Regions from separate parts of the Homo sapiens genome. Here region 1 is linked to region 2. A link is an interaction called in ENCODE POLR2A ChIA-PET data of the cell type or tissue named here. Cell type or tissue: Caco-2. All regions are shown on one strand. Links, peaks and the distances in the headings refer to the core of each region. The heading gives the core; the rest is flanking DNA. Region 1 overlaps SIPA1L1 (signal induced proliferation associated 1 like 1). Region 2 has its middle 140 kb from the start of SIPA1L1.

Region 1 (5,378 bases), core at 129-5,128, 200 kb before region 2:
CTTCACTCCCTCTATTCATTGGGGAAATCAGTGTTTCTCCATCCTTTAAACTCCCAGAATATTCTGCTGGGCCTCTCTGGGGCACCCATCACTGTGTTATGATTATGGTCACTTCTGATTTCCTCGACAAGGCTACAACTCTTTAAGAGCAGAAACTATATCTTACTGATCTTGGTCTTCCCCAGAGAACTGATCTTTCACATATGGGCACTCAATATTTGCTGTTGAACAAATAAAAATACTCTCTCCTTTAATTAAGAACAGACTGGTGCTTTTAAAAGTGCTATAATATCTATCAAGCAATTCATCCTAATTACAAAAAAAAACCCTTACCGAGGGAGAAACTCTGAGAGCAATTCTACACAGCTCAGTCCTTAGTGACTCCTACAGAAAAGTCAAGAACAAGATGGTGTTCTTAAAGAGACCGACAACTGCCAAAATGGAGTCACCTTCGGACTGCTACTGGCTAAACGAATCTCTCTCCTTCCTTCTTAATTCTCTGAACAAGTTCTAATGTAAATTTGTTTAGGCTTTTGTTATCTTTCTGTTACGTATTTACAAAAGGTGGGACAAAGTTTCCATATCATATTCATTGCTTATCCAGATTCTAAAGCCTATTTCATCCGGATATGTTTTCTACCACCCAAGTAAAGAAAAGCTAGTCTAGAACCACCCCAAACACTTGGCTTATGCAATAATAATATCAGCACCAAACTACATAGAATTCTTAGCTTTAGCGCCTTTCTCCCTAGTGAAAGCAGAGGGGAAGAGCACCTAATCCAGAAATTACCACTGTCCTCTAACACTATTCTAACTAGACAGCATAATTATTGCTAAGTATTACTTGATTAAAATTCTAAACTTTAATTAGCAGAAAAAAATGTTAACTTGGATTGGCTTCCTCTTACAAGTAGAAACATTCTCACATTTAAGCACACTCAAGGAATTCAAAGACATTCTTCATTTACTATGCAGTACTGATGACTTTTAAAAAGAACCTCAAAAATTTAAACAAAAAAAGAGAAAATAGGATAAAGCAGAACTCAGACAGTACTACCCCATCTCTAAAATCTGTAAATGCAGTTATTTTCATAATATCACAATGGGTATCATGGATTCAAAAAGGAATTAGGCATAGAAAGATAGTAAGGTTATCATACCAGAAATATATTCACAGAGAAGAGGGCACCAAGAATTAACAACCTGACCAGCACACACAGTCTATCAGAAATACAGAAAATCACCACAATGCAGTTGCCAACAAAGGACCAAAGTAAGTCTGTTCAATTCAATAATAATGTTACTTTATGATAAAGATTATTTTGAATATTTCTAGGACAAAAAGATCATAAGGAAAGGGAATTCACTGGAACAGCTTCTAAAACAAGAATCCACCCGATTTTTCAAGTGCTAAAGCTGTCTATACTTTATGTCAACAAATACAAACATTCAGTTATATAACTCTATTTTCCATTTTTTAAACTATTTTTAATATACCCATCACCATTATCACAAAATTAGCAAAATCATTATAAATTTATCTTTCCCTCTATAATCTAGCTTCTTTCAAATATACGAATATGAAGGGCGGGGTGAGGGGGATTCCAAACTCATTAAATAAGTCATATTGGGGCCAGGCATGGTGGCTCATGCCTGTAATCCCAGCACTTTGGGAGGACAAGGAGGGCGGATCACGAGGTCAGGAGATTGAGACCATCCTGGCTAACACAGTGAAACCCCGTCTCTACTGAAAATACAAAAAATTAGCCGGGCACCGTGGTGGGCACCTGTAATCCCAGCTACTCGGAAGGCTGAGGCAGGAGAATCACTTGAACCCGGGAGGCGGAGGTTGCAGTGAGCCAAGATCACGCCACTGGACTCCAGCCCAGGCGACAGTGCCAGACTCCATCTCAAAAATAAAATAAAATAAGTCATATCAATGAATGTCTTATATTTTGTACAAATGCCAATTGCACTATGGGGGTAATAGTCAATTATTAATATTCCTTTTTTCCTTCATTTCTTCCCATTAAGGGTGGGAAACTTCTACTTTTCCTCACTTGTGAAATATGCTTTAAGAGGCTTACATGGGCAGCATATAAGTGTTGCTAAGCTGCTAGTACTTGGATCTTTGGTCTTCAAGTGCATGGATTTTATACTCAAACATGACAATAACTACATAAGTATTATGATGATTAAGAGATCAGACAGGGCTGGATCTAAAAGGCCTGAAAAATAGATATTGTATCCCTACTCTACTTGGAATCATTTCCCTGCTTCCCAAGGCTAAGAGCTATGGCTCTCTATCAAGGCCTACCAACCCTGACATTGCATAGATTTTAGATTTCTTCTACCCTGCTATCCAAAAAACTTAAGAGTCCTGTATCCTATTCTCTTAAAGTCTTGTTCTCCAGATAAAACCAAATTTTTGTCCAGAGGCCAAAGGCAGATAACATCCCAGGATATAACTTCTTCAGTAACAACACAGGCAATTAACAGGAATCTTTGGAATGCATCGCAAAATACCAGACTGAACATGGAGCAATTTAGAGGCCTGTAAGTTCTTGAGCATTTAAGTACCATATTTGGGCAGCTGTCTACCTTCATGCAGGACTGTATCTGGGATATGAAGAAGTTATGAGATGAGCGTCATTTTACAAAGCATGGGACAAGTTTTACACCACAAAGGATATTCAACTAAAAGTTATCTACAAGAACCATTTAATTATCAAAGGACATAAACACAAATAATTTAATTCCTAACTATCCAAAAGTATGTTAATTATTCCATACACAATTTTACACACATTAGGTATGTTTTTAAACCCTTTTCTATTACCTTACAAGTAAGATACCCTTAACAACTCTGTGAAGTTTACATTTCTGGGTGAAGAAACTAGCAGTATATTTACATGACTTAGATTAAAATGGCAACTCTGTGACTTTCAAATCCTAGGTCAAAGAAACCTCTATTCTATATTATTATTATTATTTTCAAAAAGAAGGCACTTGAAAGAATATGGCAATAATAAGTTATCAAAACACAAAAAATAGCTAATCATTTACAAAAACATTTTATGTGATAGTGAGCCCCATAACAAAAAAAGACGGTATTAAAATTGTAAAATGGAAAATGTATAAAATACTGCTCAATGTCTACCAAACGAAGCACAAAGAAAGTAAACACCACTAATACTTTCTAATGTAAATGAAATCTACAGCAAGAAATACATTAGTTTTCAAATCACTGAAATAGACACCATACGCGCACGCGCGCACACACACGCACTCTTTTTTCCTTACATGGCAGAAGATAACACTGAATTAGTGTTTTATATTTTAAAGATCAGGTTAACAACAATGTATGTCAATTAAAAGTCTTACTGTGCCAGGTGCAGTGGCTCACGCCTATAATCCCAACACTTTGGAAGGCTGAGGTAGGAGGCTCGCTTGAGGCCAGTACTGGGCAACACAGCGAGACCACATTTCTTTAAAAAAAAAAAAAAAATTAATTAGCCAGGCACGGTGGCCTGCACCTGTAGTCATAGCTACTTGGGAGGGTGAGGTGGGAAGACTGCTCAGGCCCAGGAGTTTGAAGCTGCAGTGAGCAATGATCAGGCCACTGTATTCCAGCCTGGGCAACAGAGTGAGACCCAGTCTCTTAAAGGAAAAAAAAAAAAAGAAAGAAAGAAAGTCTTAATGTAATGTAAGTAAGTGGATGACACTTACCTCCATTCCCTCCGGAAATGACAACAAAGAACATGACAGAAAAATATGAAAAAAAGGCAACAGCATATGAGATGTCAACAAAATTCTGACAGATAGAAAAGCAACACATAACTGGGAATTGATTTAGCAAACTGGAGAAAGCTGAAAACGAAGTGTGAGGAAGTCACCAGGAGGAAGCAATCTATTCATGATACAGAACTTCAGAACGGCTAAGAAACTGAGGTACTAAGGGGTGAGGCTGAAAATGAGAAGAACTAGATCAATAAGGGGACTACCATTGAAATGGCAGGGCCCAAACAGATCATCCAGAGGCAAAGGAATGCCAGCCTCACCACACACAGAGCTTCTAATCAACTTTTAAATAGAGTATTACCATCAAGAGTATAATTATGAAAAGCAACATTTCATAATTATAAAGGAGACAATTCATGAAGGCATACAATTATGAATGTACACACATCTCAAAATAAATGAAGCAACAACAGACATAATAAAAAAAGGACAATGACAAAATCATCATAGATTTTCAATGTATCACTCAGTGATAGAACAATTAGACAAAAAAAAAAATCAGGAATGACCTAGAAGTTCTGAAAAACACTATCAACCTAATTAACATTCACAGAAAATGTGGCAATTGAAAAAGACACATTCCTTTCAAATGCACATGGTACATTTATCAAGACAGATCATATCATATGGTGGGCTCTCAATAAAAGGATTGAAATTCCACAAATATTCTCTGACCACAACAGAATTAAATTAGAAATCAATAACAGGATATCTAAGAAAATCCCCAATGTATGAAACAACACACCTCCAGAGCTCATAGGTCAAAAATGAAACCAAAAAGGAAATCAGAAAACATCTGAACCAAATGGCAACAAATAGAAAACATGTCTTATTTTAAATGCTTAATAAAAGAAAATAAGAAAGATCTACCACAGTTACCTAAGGTTCCACCTTAAGAAACAAGAAAAAGAGCAAACTAAACCCAAAATAGAAAGAAGAAAATAACAGAAAACAGAAGTCACTGAAATGAAAAAAAGACAACAGAAAAAATTAACACAGCCAAAAGCTGAGTCTTTAAAAGTACCATATCAACAAAACCGACACACTTTTAGTTAGAGTGATCAAAAAAAAAAAGACAAAACACAAATCATTAGTATCAGAAATGGAAATACAAAACCAAAAAACCAGAGATCCTATAGACATTTAAGAAGATTAGCTCTCCCTCTCCCTCTCCTTCTTTCCACTGTCTCCCCCTCTCCCTCGTCTCCATCTCCTGCTTTCCACGGTCTCCCTCGGTTGCCGAGGCTGGACTGTACTGCTGCGATCTCGGCTCACTGCAACCTCCCTGCCTGATTCTCCTGCCTCAGCCTGCCGAGTGCCTGGGATTGCAGGCACGCGCCGCCACGCCTGACTGGTTTTTGTATTTTTTGGTGGAGACGGGGTTTCGCCGTGTTGGCCGGACTGGTCTCCAGCTCCTGAACTCGGGTGATCTGCCCGCCTCGGCCTCCCGAGGTGCCAGGATTGCAGACGGAGTCTCACTCACTCAGTGCTCAATGTTGCCCACGCTGGAGTGCAGTGGCGTGATCTCAGCTCGCTACAACCTCCACCTCCCAGCCGCCTGCCTTGGCCTCCCAAAG
Region 2 (5,378 bases), core at 246-5,245:
GATGAAGAAATTAGGCTTTTCGAGGAGGGGCTGAGAGCTCGAGTCAGTCTAGCTTTGCCTAAGGCCTTAGGAATGCGAGCTATTTATGGTCCCATGGCCCCCACCCCCTTTTGTGCCCTGCAAGTTAAGTCACACAATTTCCTTCTTTTTCTTTTTTTGGCTCATGCCCATTTTCTATACAGTAAGAACCCTGATAAACTGTGCGAGTAACATAAGATCCAATTCACAGGACTTAAACCCGCAGGACTTACTGTTCTAACATAACAAGGAGCCTAGAAGTCCACAGTTCTAGGATGATTTTAGTAACTCAACAGTGTAATGAAATTCCCAGGTTTTTTCTTTCTTTCCTCTCAATTATCCTTGGTATACAGTTTTTCATCCTCATGCTTGTGGCTTAGTAGTTGCAAGAGGGCTGCCACAGCCCCTGTCATCACGTCCATTTTCAAGTCAGGAAGAATAAAGGAAAGGGAGGCACCAGCCACGTTTTCTCCTTTTAACAGAAAAGCAAGGCTTAGAGAGGCCTCCTGCAGAATTTCCCTTATTTGCCTGTGTTAGTTTCTTACTGCTGCTGTAACAAATTGTAACAAACTTATTGGCTCAAAACAATCCAAATGTATTATCTTCTAGTTCTGGAGGTCAACATCCCAAACGGGTTTTACAGGGCTAATATCAAGGTGTCAGCTGACGATGTTCCTTCTAGAGGCTCTAGGGAGGAGAATCCATTTGCTTGCCTTTTCCAGCTTTTTTTTTTTTTTTTTTTTTTTGAGATGAAGTCTCTCACTGTCGCCTGGGCTGGAGTGCAATGGTGCGATCTCGGCTCACTGCAACCTCTGCCTCCCAGGTTCAAGCAATTCTCCTGCCTCAGCCTTCTGAGTAGCTGGGATTACAGGTGTGTGCCACCACACCCAGCTAATTTTTTTCTGTTTTTAGTAGAGACGGGGTTTCACCATATTGGCCAGGCTGGTCTTGAACTTCTGACCTTGTGATCCGCCTGCCTCAGCCTCCCAAACTGCTAGGATTACAAGGTGTGAGCCACCAGGCCCAGCCTCCTTTTCTAGCTTTTAGAGGCTTCCTGCATTCCTTGGCTCATGACCCCTTCCATCTCCGAAGCCATCAATGGCTGGTTGAGCCTTCCCCATGCTGCATCTCTCTGACACCGTCTCTTCCGCCTCTCTCTTCAATATTTCAGGACCTTTGTGATTATACTGGGCCCACCAGGATAATCTCCCTATTTTCCTTTTGGCTGATTAGCAAACTTAATTCCATCTACAACCTTAATTCCTCCTTGCTATGTAACTAACATAGTCTTAGGTTCTGAAGATTAGGATGCAGACATCCTGGGGATGCCATTATTTTGTCTGCCAGTGTCCTGGGCCAAACCAGACCTCATCGCCACCACCAGCTGCAACGGAGCTTGGTAAATCAAGTAGCTGGTGAAAGGGAGCAAGCTAGTCATGATTAGCTTAGACAAGTAATGTTTCATCATCTGAATCTGTCACTGTTACTCAAATCAAATCAAGGTTTTATTAGCAAGAAAAAGGTGTGAAGGAATGGCTTATTGGGTTGGCCGCTAACTGCTGACCACAGCAAGGTATAGCTGACTTCTTGTTCTTCCCTAGTCACATGTCACATTTGTGTTTTGTACTGAGATGGGATGGAAATTGCTCATGTGAATGTTCTCAGCCTGGGCCCACACCCTGAGCGATCCAGAGGGCTCTAGCTTTGCCAGCCAGAGTTTTCATTCTCTCGCCTTTTCCTGACCCCCAGCTCTTCAAAGAAAGAATCTGCCCAGACAATATGGTTTTCTTGGTTTTTTGTAAAGGGCAAAAAGGAGCAAATTAGACAGATGGGGGAATTAGGGAAGAAATTATGTCAACGTATATAATAAAAATCTTATGGAATGAGGGGGAAAGAGAATAAGAATAGAATTAGGAAGATTTGGAGGTAATGGGGGAGTTTTCCCAAGGGTTTTGAAACTACTTTGGGTTGCACAGTTAACTGTGACTACACTCTGGAACTCAATCAAATGGTAGATTCAACATAAGTTATTACAAGTAACTGGCCCGCCCCATCCCCTTCCCCTGAGGCTAACTTGCTGGTCAGTGGTGCTGGTCAGTGGTGCCTGGCAAATAGTAAACACTGGCTTCAGAGTCTCATCTGTAAAATAAGTATTTTGACAAGAAGATCTCCAAGTTCCCATCCTGCTCTGATCATTTACAGTCCTGTGATTACTATGTGAAGTGCAGGTCAAGCTACTTTTTGTATTTGGAAATTTAAGGTGTCGGAGATTCCAGAATTGGCTGGCTGGAATTCTCAGAAAAACTAGCTCCCTAGAAATAAGCTGGGCTGATTTCTGAGTGCAGGCTTCTAAGGATTTTACCACCTCTGGCTTACAGGGGGGTTACTTTCTTGTGTTCTAAAAGATGGACTCAACATAAAGAATACATAATTTGGAACTTTAGCACTCATGATTGCTTACCTCCTCTTGGCTTCAGTTTTCTCAAATGCAAATCGTCTCAGTAATACCCATTGTTGGGTGTTTATGTGAGTATAAAAGATACACATATGTAGGGCATGTGGCACACAGTAGGCACTCAATGAAGACTAGCTATTATTATGCCCACTAAGAAAGGAATTCTTGGCTGGGCACAATGGCTTATGCCTGTAATCCCAGCCCTTTGGGACGCTGAGGCGGGTGGATTACCTGAGGTCAGGAGTTCGAGACCGGCGTGACCAACAGGCAAAACCCCATCTCTACTAAAAATACAAAAATTAGCCGAGTGTGGTAGCATGCACCTGTAATCCCAGCTACTTGAGAGGCTGAGGCAGGAGAATCTCTTGAACCCAGAAGGCAGAGGTTGCAGTGAGCCAAGATCACACCACCGCAGTCCAGCCTGGGTGACAGAGCAAGACCCTGTATTCCAAAAAAAAAAAAAAAAAGAAAAAGAAAAAAAGGAATTTTTTATTCCCCTGCCCCACAAAAAAGAAAGATGAAACTCGATGGTCTGTGATCAAAGGGGGAAAATATAGCTGTCTTTAGGACAGTAACAACAACAACACAATTATCAAAAGCAACATCTTGAAATTTTTAGTTACAGATCTCAAAGCATTTCTTTTCTTTTCTGTTCTATACTTTGCACACCCAAGTTGGCTGGTCACCCCTGCATCTGATTACTAGCATACAGGGTCTATAGAATAGCATACCTATTAATTAGACAGGGGAATACATGTTTGCATGTCCCCTTTTGAAACATGGTGTAAGATTCTCCTACTCTGTATGACCAGGACCCTGTAAACATCACATGTGACTAGAGAAGCTGTTTCTGCAAATTTGTTGGCAAATTTGCATGATTCTTCGTTTCATCCCAAGATCACTCAGCCCTACACTGTCCAATACAGTAGCCACTAGCATACATGAATTAAAATTAAGTGAAATGAAAAATTCATTATCTCGGTGGCATATGTCACATTTCAGCTGCTGCATAGCTCCATGTGACTAGTGACTGCCACACTGAACACAGCCTAGAACATTTCCACCATCACAGAAAGTTCTATTGCACAGCGCTGCCTCAGACTGCTTCACTTAGCTTTTAATAAAAATAAACCTTAAAAAGAAATCAGTCTGGCAGCTGAAGTACTAGTCCTGATAAAAGGGCCATCTGCCACTCTGGCAAGGACCATTTTCCCAACAACCTATTGCATGGGAACAGAGCCAGCCTGGTGACCCACAGGTGGGAGAGATTTTGTGAAGCCCATCTCCCTGGGCCCACAAGGGCTCCACTGGGAATTGCTTTTCAGTCCAAGTGAAGTGCTGGCAGCTTCTTGACTGATAGTTTAACTAGTCACTGTTCCCAGTTGGAGACTCAAAAGAGTGATCTCTCAGATCCAGGCTTTAAAAGGCCCCTTCAGCACTTAGTCCTGGAGCAATTAAGCGTTGCTGGCTTTCCTCGTAGCCTTCCCAGGCTACAGATAAGCTGATAGGCATGTCTTCACCACCTTTTCTGCCCGTCGAAACCACCCCAGCTCTTCTTCAGTTTCTCAAATGCCACCTTCTTTCAGGACCTCCCTGACTCCCTATGACGCCCGTCTTAGCACTTTCTTTTCTTTTTTTTTTTTTTTTTTGAGATGGAGTCTGACTCTGTCACCAATGCTGGAGTACAGTGTCGCAATCTCGGCTCACTGCAACCTCCGCCTCCTGGGTTCAAGCGATTCTCCTGCCTCAGCCTCCTGAGTAGCTGGGATTACAGGCATGCACCACCACGCCTGGCTAATTTTTGTATGTTCAGTAGAGATGGGGTTTCACCATGTTGGTCAGGCTGGTCCCAAACTCCTGACCTTGTGATCCGCCCACCTCAGCCTCCCAAAGTGCTGGGATTACAGGCGTGAGCCACTGCGCCCGACTCGTCTTAGCACTTTCTTCGCAAATCTCCAAGAGTCTTTTGGTGCCTCTAGGTGTCTGTGGACTTTCTCCTCTTCCCTATTAGAGAGTAAACTCCTCAGAGGGCAAGGCCCATGTTTTGCACCCAGCCCAGCGTGGGGTACTGTGGCTTCACATGACAGATGTTAATTAGCAGAACTTGATCCTTGTAAACCCCACATGGTCCAGGTCCACCCTGAAGCATTCTGTGGGAGGGCTCAGCCCCACACACTTTTCACAGAGAAACCCTGATGGTGGCTTCTGTGCCTGCCACTCACCACAGCTCATTCAGCCATCTGCCTGGGCTCCCGCCTCAGGAGGGGCACAGTGGGAACGACAGGCCCAGGCGGCCAAGGCTCAAACTTCCCTCTGCCCCTAACTTGCTGGGTGGCATTAGGAACATTATTTCACATCTCTGCAAAATGGAGACATAAATAGTATAAATCCCCTGGAGTTGCTGTAGGAAAGAAGCAAAATAACATACATAAAATGCCTGGCAAATAGTAAACGGTAAATCATAATTATTGCATTATTATTATCATTCTCAGCAACAACCTAATTGTTCTGGGAAGTAGCTTTGTGGCTTCATTCACGCCCATATTCCTGCCTTTGACCTTCAGTTCCCTGGTCTTTGTAAGCATCTATCACACTAAGCATCTCCCAGCACTGCTTGTCCTGGCCTCCTGCAGCCCCGCCGTGGGCACCTACCTGCCTCCCAGGTGTGTGGGCCCCAAGACACCAACTCAACTGGATAACTGTGTCTTCCTCAGGCGGAGGACGCTCAATAAGTTTCAGCTTGCTGGAATTACTGTTCTCAGAAAAACTTGCTCCCTAGAAATGTGCTGGGCTGATTTCCAAGTGTGGGCTTCCAGGGACTCCACCACTTGCAGCCTAAACAGGGTGTGTTTACGAGAGGAAGGGAAAGGGTGTTGGAAAATCAGAGGAGAGAGCCTTCTGAGAG

What was found. Peaks named below come from ENCODE experiments on the same cell type or tissue, not always from the same donor. Only the 100,000 strongest peaks of a DNase experiment are listed, where the experiment ranks them.
Region 1: POLR2A ChIA-PET joins it to region 2 with 13 read pairs; 3 of 35 experiments call an interaction of 5 or more read pairs at or near these places.

The regions. Positions count from the first base shown.
Region 1 is chr14:71,377,605-71,382,982 of GRCh38, reverse strand. All of the region lies in intron 2 of SIPA1L1 (signal induced proliferation associated 1 like 1), which reads right to left. Among named protein-coding and RNA genes, the nearest start is that of SNORD56B, 18 kb to the left of the region's middle. In Caco-2, for the core only: no CTCF peak of the experiment used is centred there; a DNase peak (open chromatin) is centred at 2,542.
Region 2 is chr14:71,182,545-71,187,922 of GRCh38, reverse strand. No RefSeq gene overlaps it. Among named protein-coding and RNA genes, the nearest start is that of SIPA1L1, 140 kb to the left of the region's middle. RefSeq lists an enhancer at 1-300. In Caco-2, for the core only: no CTCF peak of the experiment used is centred there; no DNase peak of the experiment used is centred there.